Regions from separate parts of the Homo sapiens genome. Here region 1 is linked to region 2. A link is a loop called in an ENCODE intact Hi-C map of the cell type or tissue named here. Cell type or tissue: PC-9. All regions are shown on one strand. Links, peaks and the distances in the headings refer to the core of each region. The heading gives the core; the rest is flanking DNA.

Region 1 (5,378 bases), core at 62-5,061, 840 kb before region 2:
TCTCTACTAAAAATACAAAAATTAGCCAAGCGTGGTGGCAGGCGCCTGTAATCCCAGCTACTCGGGAGGCTGAGGCAAGAGAATTGCTTGAACGCGGGAGGTGGAGGTTGCAGTAAACTGAGATTGCACCATTGCACTCCAGCCTGGGTGACAGAGAGAGACTCTGTCTCAAAAAAAAAAAAAAAAACATAGAGACTAGGAAAAACAGAGAACGTGGAAAATGGCAAGGAAGCAGAACATTTAAAAAAGAGAAAATCATGTCCTGTAAGCAAGAGTTGGTAAGAACTGTCTCTAGAGCAAGGGGCTGTTATTCCTGAGATGCCAGAGAAGGGGATCTGTGGTTCCTGAAGTTCAACGTGCCTCATCTGCAGAGGCTGTTTTAGGTGCAGATTCCCAGGTCCATCCCAGACGGTCTGATTCAGTAAGTCACCCCCAGTGACTCTGGTGCAAGGGGTCTCAGAACCACCCTTGAGAAATGCTGAGTGAGACTTTTCAAAGGATTAGAGCTGCCTTACTAGGAACTGGGCTTTCTGTGGAGGGCAGTCTTCTCCCTGCCTTTGAGGGCACACAAGAAAGGCAGGGCTACCCTTCTCATTCTCTATTTCTCTAGCACTCTGAAGTTCTAACAGAAACAAGACTGCACTGGGAGCTGAAGATCCAAGTGGGGAAAGGTTTCAATGTCTACCTCTTTCTCTGGGCTTCACTCTTTAAACTAGAGGCCATACACATCAGAGAAATGCAAATCAAAACCACAATGAGATACCATCTCACACCCGTTAGAATGGCAATCATTAAAAAGTCAGGAAACAACAGGTGCTGGAGAGGATGTGGAGAAATAGGAACACTTTTACACTGTTGGTGGGACTGTAAACTAGTTCAACCATTGTGGAAGTCAGTGTGGTGATTCCTCAGGGATCTAGAACTAGAAATACCATTTGACCCAGCCATCCCATTACTGGGTATATACCCAAAGGATTATAAATCATGCTGCTATAAAGACACATGCACACGTATGTTTATTGCGGCACTATTCACAATAGCAAAGACTCGGAACCAACCCAAATGTCCAACAACGATAGACTGGATTAATGTGGCACACATACACCATGGAATACTATGCAGCCATAAAAAAAGATGAGTTCATGTCCTTTGTAGGGACATGGATGAAGCTGGAAACCATCATTCTCAGCAAACTATCACAAGGACAAAAAACCAAACACCGCATGTTCTCACTCATAGGTGGGAACTGAACAATGAGAACACATGGACACAGGAAGGGGAACATCACACATTGGGGCCTGTTGTGGGGTGGAGGGAGGGGGGAGGGATAGCATTAGGAGATATACCTAATGTTAAATGACGAGTTAATGGGTGCAGCACACCAACATGGCACATGTATATATATGTAACCAACCTGCATGTTGTGCACATGTACCCTAAAACTTAAAGTATAATAAAAATATACACATATTAAAAAATAAATAAATAAATAAATAAATAAACTAGAGGCCATACATCTTATCTCCAGAGAAGAGAAGGGAGGATACAAGAGTCAATTAATCCTCCTGTGCCTCTTCCATTACAGCTGAGCTTTTAAAGACTGGACTCTGGGTCAGTGGGAATGCCTCCGAGATACGTTCTGGGCTGAAAAATAAAGTACTACCCTCTCATTGAAGCCTTCAAATTCCTCCAGCTTCCATGCATCTCCCTCCTCTGAGGATCCATAGCACCTGGGCTAAGTTGGTACCAATCAGCACCTGGGGTTTTATGTGGCTTGAGAAGAACCCAGACATATCTGAATTTCTATTTTAACAGGGGACTCAAGAATTCACAAAGCACCTTCACACCAACCATCCATTTAATCTCAGTAATCTCATGGAGCTGATTGTGTACCTGATGGAAAGACTGAGGATCCAAGAGGCTGGGCTGGAAAAAGGGCAGAGCTGGAGGAGAATGTAGGCCTCTGCCTCCCTCTTCCTTCCATGTCCTCATTCCATTTCCTCCAGGAAAGCTGTGGCTTGGAGAGATGGGCGGGTGGGAGGGGAGCACTCCACCTCATGAGGGCTGGAGCTGGGACCAGGAGGGAGTGGGTTGTTGTGGTAGCAAGTGGATGGAGCAGTGTGCTTGTTAGGCTGATGGCCCTGTCTCAGAAGCAAGGGGAAGAGGTAATCAGCTGGGATAGAAAGCTGGGAGAAAGAGGAGGCAGCAAGACAGAGTGGGGGACAGTATGGATTTGGGTGTCAGGAAACCTGGAACCTACATGTGTGACCTGAAGCAAGACTCTACTTCTCCACAGGTGAAGGTTGCCTCAGTTTCTGCACCTGTACATTGAGGAGGTTACATTCACTGTTCTCCAATGTACCTTCCTCCTCTAACACTTGGGCTTGTCCATCACTGGCTGCCTCCCTGACTCTCTACCGAGCCACTATCAGCAGAAGGCTGAATAACATGCGCCAATATGACCCAAAGACCACAGAAATTCCCTAGACTTTTAGGATAACTCTGTTGCTGTCCTATTCCACTTCCCACCCACCACAGCCAGAAAGTTTCCTAGAAGCCTCAAAATTCTCAGGTCACACTGGATGGCAGGCAATGCTGCAAAAAGCTACAGTGACAAAAACTGACCAGAAGATGGAGCCAAATGCCCTGGAATCCGAAACAGTTTTATTTGTCGAATTTTTAATTCTAGGGCTACAGAGCAGAAACTAAAGCCACAAAGGCAGTAAGAGATGTACTCAAGGTCCCCCATCTGCTCAGGGGCAGGGCTGGGAACCACGCCAATCTCTGCGGTCCCACACGTAATTCTACAGTGTCTGTTTCAAAGGTATAGGTGGTTCTCTAGAGAGACCCAAAGTTTTCTTCTAGACAGAGGTTCCAGACTCAAGGTCAGAAAACTCAGGCTGCTTAGGGCAGTGGAAGGAGCACTGTGCTGGGAGTCAAGGGACCCTGGTCTGAGTCTGACCCTGCTCTGATTCCCTGTGTGACACTGAGCACTCTCTCCACCCACCCTGGGGTGACATCAGCCCTTTGGCCAGAGCTTGTCCTATGCCTCACCACTCAGTTCACTTCTGCCCTGGGATTTAGCAGCTCTGGGGCCCAACCCAGCTCTCCTATGACTCCTGACATGACCTCTGGCAAGTTCCTTCACCCTCCAGGACTCAGTTTCCCTGTGTGCTCTCAGAGTACTGGGTCCAAGACCACAGTCTGATGCCTTTTACCAGCACTCCTGCCAGCTCCTTGTCACTGCTGCTGCTGTCCGTCTCACTGCCTTTGTCCTCCTGCCAGGGAGACATCATGTCCACATGAGGGTCCTGGGGCTAGGCTAGGTCCTCCCACCATATCTGGAGCCCCCACTGCATTCAGAGGACCTCCCCCTTCCCCAGACCCAGCTAGGTATGGAACATGCACAGGGCACTAAACAGGAAAACAAGTTATTATAGGGAGCTACGCTGAGAAGCAATGACAGAGAAGTATGACCTGGGACAGTGAAGGAAACATGGCACTGGGGAAACAGATACTTTAGTCCAAATTCCGACAGTAGCTTTTAGAAGCCTACGGCCTTAACCTAATTCACCCTAAAATATAAACAGCTGCTATCAGATACTTTCCAGAGAGCGTGATAAAGGTAGAAGGAGGGAGAGGGCCCCAGGCATTGAGGAGCTGAAAGGAGAGGATAGAGGAGAAAGAAGCAACCAGAGAAAATCTGTGGGAGTGGAAGGGGAAAACTAACTTTTCCTACCTTAGGACATCTCCAAAGCTGCTCCAACCAGAAGGCAACGACACAGGTTAAAGAGATGTTTCCTTGGAAGATACATGTCCAGAGAGAAAGGAGAATGTTTTCTGGGAATACCACTTCTTAGACACCGGACTTAGACAAATGACTCTTTGATGGAGCGGGAACTCTTTCCCCAACTCTGCTCGGAATCAGCAGCCAAGTTCCTCAGCTCTGGAGAAAGGAACAGTGGCCATAAAGTCACCACTGCCCTATGAAGCCACAGTCCCTTTTCCCAGGCCTCTCAGCCCAACTTGTTAATTTCTATAGGTGGGTTTTGAATCCATCCATATAGCTATTTAATGTTGATTGGTTTATTCATGAAGCACCAAAGTCACTTCAGATGGCCAATAGCACTGTTCCTGGGTCCTCTTATCCCTGAGCAAAGCCAGCTTCTCCTCTTCCCAGGACACCTACTTACTAGGATCAGCCCGACCTGGGCAGCGCAGTCACTCCAGCAAGACATCCATACGGGCTGGTGGCTATGACCAATAAGCCTCACCTCCTGACTGTTCTGACCCAGTAGGGGTCCAGGAGACTCACCACCTTCTCCACCTCTGCTGCTCCTCACGGAGGTTACTCTGCAGCTTCCCCTTCTCTTTCCGCGGCGTCTTCTTGTAATCATCTTTGCCAAACCCTGGAGGGGATGATGGAGAGAAAACAGATTCAGGTGAGAGGCTGGCTTAACAACACAACCTGCAGTGATCAGGATCTGCTTCCTCTTTATCCACCTCCCATCCTCCCTCTCCTCACTCTTATAAGTGTATCAGGTTTTTTCAGCTTTCTTAAAACACTTTCACATCTATTATATTATTCAATTAGAGCCTCATTGCCACTTTCCAAGGTGGGCAGGGAAGGGATTAGGAACCCATTTTACAGAAGAAGAAACTGAGGTCCACAGAAGGAGGGAGACATTTCTAAAATGATACAAGAAAACTGTTGCCATGGGACTAGAACCTCAGACTCCTTCCTCCCAGTCCTGCCAAGTAGGGCAGGACTATGAATGAGGGAAACATCCCAGCTCACACATCAACATTGACTGGTGGTGCTATAGTTAAGAACACCCCAGGAAAGACCCGGAGCCCCTGCTAAGCACTGCACAGCCTGGGGTCAGCCTTTGGGGTTCCTGTGGGCTATCAGAATGGGTATGCGGTCACCTGATATAATGTAATGACACAAGCGTAACCAGATGATGCATGTACATATGACATGCATGAGCTAGTGCATCTGAAATTCAACAATTTACAGATGTAAGTTCCCCAGTGGCCATTTATTTCTGCTCATAGTTCGCATGGCCTCTGACCCCAGTATTGTTTATCTGTAGTTCCAGACTACCTGACAGACAACATTTTCTGTAGATCCTAATCCAGATTTCTGGCAACTCTGGAGATAGTTTCCTGCTGATAAGCCCCCTTCTTCCACTGCACCCCAAGTCACAGCCCCCTGAAGAACATGCCTAGGATACAGAGAAAACAATCTCATATAAGCAGGAACACAGAAACTCACACCTTAGGACAGAATTCGTCTCAACTGAGATGTATTGCTTCTGTGTACATCAACCTGAGAACAAAGAATAATAGCAGCTGACATCTTCCTGGGACATTCT
Region 2 (5,378 bases), core at 285-5,284:
AGGTCAAGGCAGAAGGATCACTTGAGCCCAGGAGTTCGAGACCAGCCTGGGCTCAAGCGATCGTTCTGCCATAGTAAGACCCTGTTTCTATTAAAAAAAAAAAAAAGACCTCCCCACACCCCCACCCCCTCCCCAATTTTCAATGTAAAATGTGCTCTCTGTAAACTACATGAAAAAAGACAAGTTTGGAAAAGCTGATGAAAACATCCATCATTCCAGAGACAGCAAGTGTTCTTCTGCCATCAAGCTTCCTAGTTTCTTCTTGGCATATTTAATGTATTTAGCTCATCCTATGAAGTTTGTGCTCTTCCAGACTTTGTATGCATGTGTAGTTGTAAAATTTACATACTTGTTTACAAAAATGGACTCATGGGCTCATTCTACGTCTAACATGTTTGAACATGTCTTTTCCATTTGATAATGTATTATTGTAAGCATTCTTCAGTATCCTTAAGTATACATTTATACTATTTCTTTTTTTTTTTTTTTTTTGAGGTGGAGTCTCGCTCTGTCGCCCAGGCTGGAGTGCAGTGGTGCGATCTTGCCTCACTGCAACCTCCACCTCCACCTCCCGGGTTCACGCCATTCTCCTGCCTCAGCCTACCGAGTAGCTGGGACCACAGGCGCCTGCCACCACGCCTGGCTAATTTTTTTTGTATTTTTAGTAGAGACGAGGTTTCGCTGTGTTAGCCAGGATGGTCTCGATCTCCTGACCTTGTGATCCGCCTGTCTCAGCCTCCCAAAGTGCTGGGATTACTTTGTGAGCCACCGCGCCCTGCCTTACTATTAATTTCTAATAGCTTATATTACTCCATTGTATAGATTTGCCATGATTTTTCTTAATTGCATCTCTATTCGTTGACATTTGTATTTTGCTTAATTAATGCTGCTGTAAACAGTTTGGTACATCTGTTAAGATCTAAATCTGGACTGGGTGCTGTGGCTCACACCTGTAATCCCAGCACTTTGGGAGTGCGAGGCAGGCAGATCACTTGAGGTCAGGAGTTTGGGACCAGCCTGGCCAACATGGTGAAGCCCCGTCTCTACTAAAAATACACAAATTAGCTGGGTGTGGTGGCACATGCCTGTAGTTCCAGCTACACGGGAGGCTGAGCTAGGAGAATGGCTTGAACCCAGGAGGCAGAGGTTGCAGTGAGCCAAGATCGTGCCACTGCACTCCAGCCTGGGTGACTGAGCGAGACTCTGTCTCAAAAAAAAGAAAAAAAAAAGATCTAAATCTATTGGCATGTGTTTGTTTTTGTTTTGTTTTATTTTATTTTGGAGACGAGTCTCACTGTGTCACCTAGGCTGGAGTGCAGTGGCGCAATCTCGGCTCACTGCAACCTCCACCTCCCAGGTTCAAGCGATTCTTCTGCCTCAGCCTCCCGAGTAGCTGAGATTACAGGCACCCACCACCACACCTGGCTAATTTTTGTATTTTGGTAGAGATGGGGTTTCACCATGTTGGCCAGGCTGGTCTTGAACTCCGGACCTCAAGTGATCTGCGTGCCTTGGCCTCCCAAAGTGCTTGCATTATAGACATGAGCCACAGCGCCTGGCCGCATGTGTTCCTTGAAGTGAAATTTCTGAGTCAGATAAATGAACAAACCTACTAATTGGCATGGTCAAATGGCTTTGCAGAGTTATACCAGGGATTGGCCAACTTTTTCTAGAAAGAGTCAGTAAATACTTTAGGCTTTGTTGGCCATAAGGTGTTTGTCGTAATTACTCAACTCCGTTCACTCTGTTATTGTAGCAGAAAGCAACCATAGATACTTCATAAAAGAATAGGAGTAAACAAATGTCTGTGGCAGGGGGACAGAGTTCCTTGACTGCAGGAAATCTCTGAACATTTTATGCTGGACCCACTTAGACTAGCATTCTAAAAGCGTGTATGCTGTTTTTTCAATACAGAAATAACATGTAGTTTAAACTGTTTCATAGTTCCTCTGTTATGCAGGCACATTTCCCGTTTTACAGATGAAGAAACTGCCCTGATTTCACTGACTTGTGTTCTACAGATATGGTTTGGAGTGCCTTTTTCGATACTACAGTTATGGCCTGGAAAAGAAGTTCCGGCTGGACATATTCAAGGATTTTCAGGAGGAAACGGTGAAGGACTATGAAGCTGGTAAGAGCCAGAGTTGGATCTGAGTGAGGCCTGGTCATGTAGGCCTCCTCTTCCCCAGTTGGACCTGGGTCTTTCTGTGTATTACACAACACCTCCCTCTCTCCTCTGAGCTTCTTTATCCTCACCAGCTCAGCTTTTCTGTACCTCTCCCTACAGGCCAACTGTATGGGCTGGAGAAGTTCTGGGCCTTCTTGAAATATTCCAAAGCCAAAAATTTGGACATTGACCCCAAACTGCAAGAATACCTCGGCAAATTCCGACGTCTTGAAGACTTCCGAGTAGATGTAAGTGAAACTCTTTCTCTAACTCTGCTTGTCCTGGAAAGAAAACTGGACCAGGAATCAGGATACTTGGATTCTGGTCCAGCTGTGCCCCTAGCCCAGGAACCCCTCTCCCTGCTCCCCACAATTTGGGCTTTGCTTTTTCACCTTTAAAATGGAGAGTGAGTGGCCAATGAAGGCTAGTTGGAGATAGTTGTATGGTTGCTCCTGCTTACCCTTTCTGTGGTACCATCATAATGCTCTTTCTCTCCTATCTCACCATCCTCCTTGCTACTGTGCCCAAGTTAGCCACTACTAGTTGATCAGGATGGGTATCCAAGATACACACATTTGTTCTTTCTGGAAAAAGCCAATTCCAACCCCAGTTTATAAATTAATGCCCAGGTCTCTTATGTTCTTGGAGCAGCGCCTCAACGGTGACATCCAGTGGCAGGGCTGGGTTATTACTGCTGGGTATATCAAGGGAAGTTGGAGTGATTTAATTGATTCAGCAGATACTGATTGGATGTCTCTGTGCTCGGTGCTTTAGAGATAAGGGAAAGAGGCTCAGTTTTTCCTTCTGAGAGTTTATAATGTAGTAGAGATGTCTCTTTGTCTTATTCCCTTCAAACCTTTTAGCAAAAAGGCAAATGCAAGTAAATGACAATTAGACTAGCCCTTAACATTTTGTATTAGTCTCTTCTCACTCTGCTAATAAAGACATACCTGAGACTGGGTAATTTATAAAGGAAAGAGGTTTAATTGACTCACAGTTCTGCATGGCCAGGGAGGCCTCAGGAAACTTAAAATCTTGGCAGAAGGGGAAGCAAATACATCCTTCTTCACATGGTGGCAGCAAGGAGAAGTGCAGAGTGAAGGGAAGTAAAAGCCCCCCCCCCCCACCCCCCCTTTTTTTTTTTGGAGACAGAGTCTTGCTCTGTCACCCAGGCTAGAGTGCAGTGGCACGATCTTGGCTCACTGCAACCTCCGCCTCCCGGGTTTAAGTGATTCTCCTGCATTAGCCTCCTGAGTAGCTGAGATTATAGGTGCGCACCACCACGCCTGGCTAATTTTTGTATTTTTAGTAGAGATGGGGTTTCACCATGTTGGCCAGGCAGGTCTCAAACTCCTGACCTTGTGATCCACCTGCTTGGCCTCCCAAAGTGCTGGGAGTACAGGCATGAGCCACCGCGCCCGGCCCAAAAGCCCCTTATAAGACCGTCAGATCTTGTGAGAACTCACTCACTATCACGAGAACAAGATGGGGGAAACTGCCCCCATGATGCAATTATCTCCACCTGGTCCCTCCCGCGACATGTGGGGATTATGGGAACTACAATTCAAGATCGAGATTTGGGTGGAGACACAGCCAAATCATCACATTTATTATTTTAAAACTGCCATTTATTAAGTGTTTATTATGTGCCAGGTACTTTACATTGACCTTATTTAACCCTTATGTGGTGACGCAGACAGGACTTATTAGGTTAACTGAGGTTCGTGGCCATCCAGTGACATAATGGCAGAGCCACTCAGGTCTCTCAATATAAACACAAATCTGTTTTCTTTTATTCTTAAGCATTTCCACCCTTGAGGAGGAGAAGGGAGGGGAGCAGGGTACAAGTCACAGAGAACCTTTGTGATAAGTAGACCTATTAGGGTGGAACAAGGACTCAGTTTTGGTTCCCAAAATGGGAAGGAAACGTCTGTCTTCGGGGTTATAAGACCTTTGTTAGTGGTAAGGCCAGTCTGGAGCATGGTCTGAGTCTTAGTTCAGGATCCTCTGGACCTTGAAGAGAATGAGGTGATCCCCAGAAGGATCTGGGCCTTCTGAGCTGAGACGTCGCAGCATACTGCATGCCACATTCCACATTTCTGAGCAAGAGATCCCTTCTTGGAAGGGAAGCAGAAATGAGGTTGGATAAAAGCCTGGCCTTTTGGGGCAGGTAGACCTAAATTTTGTCTTTATCGGTTACCAGCTATGAGACCCTGGGGAAGTTACTTTTTTGTGCTTCAGTTTCCTCATCTATAAAATCAGATGTCCATGGGTCCACATCAAAGGGTGATGCTGACCCCATGAGAGAGTGTGCATAAAACAGCACAAGGCTTGGCATGAAGAAACGCTTAATAACTTATAATTTATTTTTAAGGTTAAACCCATTCATTTTCTATATTTGGAGGTAGAAAGTAGGAAGTGTCTAGACGGGCCTGGCAAGGAAGAGGGCGTAGATAGTGCTTCTGATCACCTGTGACTCCTTCCTCTGTTGCAGCCCCCCATGGGTGAGGAGGGCAACCACAAGCGACACTCAGTGGTAGCAGGAGGTGGCGGCGGTGAGGGCAGGAAGCGGTGCCCCTCCCAGTCTTCCAGCAGGCCTGCTGCCATGATCAGCCAACCCCCTACACCACCCACCGGCCAGCCTGTCCGGGAAGATGCCAAATGGACAAGCCAGCACTCGAACACACAGACTTTGGGAAAGTGAAAAGCTCCTTAGCCCTGGGGCTTGAGGGGGGAAAGGGGTAGGGTGGGTAAGAGTCCATGGGGGTGCCCAGTCCCAGGAAAGGGGACAATGAAGGGACAGGCCTGGAGTTACTAGGACAGGCCTTTGTGCTGAGTAGCAATGTATACACCATTTGGGCTATCAGAGGTACCCCTGGGCAGGAGCCTCTACATCCCCTTCCCCCTCCTCTCTCCATGACTCTTGACATCCTAGCTTCTTCTAAGGGGGGAGGGAAAGGGGGGAGATTTTTATATATATATACATATATATATATCAAGTTTTAAATTATTGATAGTTCATCTGGATTACCAAAATCACTCTGCAGCCCTGCCCGAGGCTAGTAGGCTGCAACCCTGGTCCCCACCCCTAACCTCCTGCTCCCCCTCAAGCCAACTATGCAGCCCACAAGAAGGCCCTGCGGGCCCCCCCATTGCCCAGCACTGTCTCATAGAAGGCTCTGGTGGTACCTCTGGGCCCCAGGAGCATCAG

The links. A loop is a pair of places that touch in the nucleus more often than their neighbours do. Peaks named below come from ENCODE experiments on the same cell type or tissue, not always from the same donor. Only the 100,000 strongest peaks of a DNase experiment are listed, where the experiment ranks them.
Region 1: it touches region 2 in a loop (6-fold over the local background); 1 of 110 quality-filtered maps calls a loop at or near these places.

What each region holds. Positions count from the first base shown.
Region 1 is chr5:153,971,948-153,977,325 of GRCh38, forward strand. It overlaps LOC107986464 (a long non-coding RNA gene), which reads right to left and starts at 2,016. Exons shown (of 3, transcript XR_001742937.1): 1 at 1,894-2,016. LOC107983980 (a long non-coding RNA gene) reads right to left here and starts at 5,242. Exons shown (of 3, transcript XR_001742534.1): 1 at 5,108-5,242; 2 at 4,316-4,409; 3 at 2,087-3,946. In PC-9, for the core only: CTCF peaks have their summits at 2,620 (motif pointing right) and 2,821; no DNase peak of the experiment used is centred there; H3K27me3 peaks cover 543 bases.
Region 2 is chr5:154,809,226-154,814,603 of GRCh38, forward strand. LARP1 (La ribonucleoprotein 1, translational regulator) reads left to right here. Exons shown (of 19, transcript NM_033551.3): 17 at 2,022-2,131; 18 at 2,288-2,415; 19 at 4,662-5,378. The coding sequence ends at 4,871. Among named protein-coding and RNA genes, the nearest start is that of MIR378H, 18 kb to the right of the region's middle. In PC-9, for the core only: CTCF peaks have their summits at 2,832 (motif pointing left) and 3,035; a DNase peak (open chromatin) is centred at 2,836; H3K27ac peaks cover 497 bases.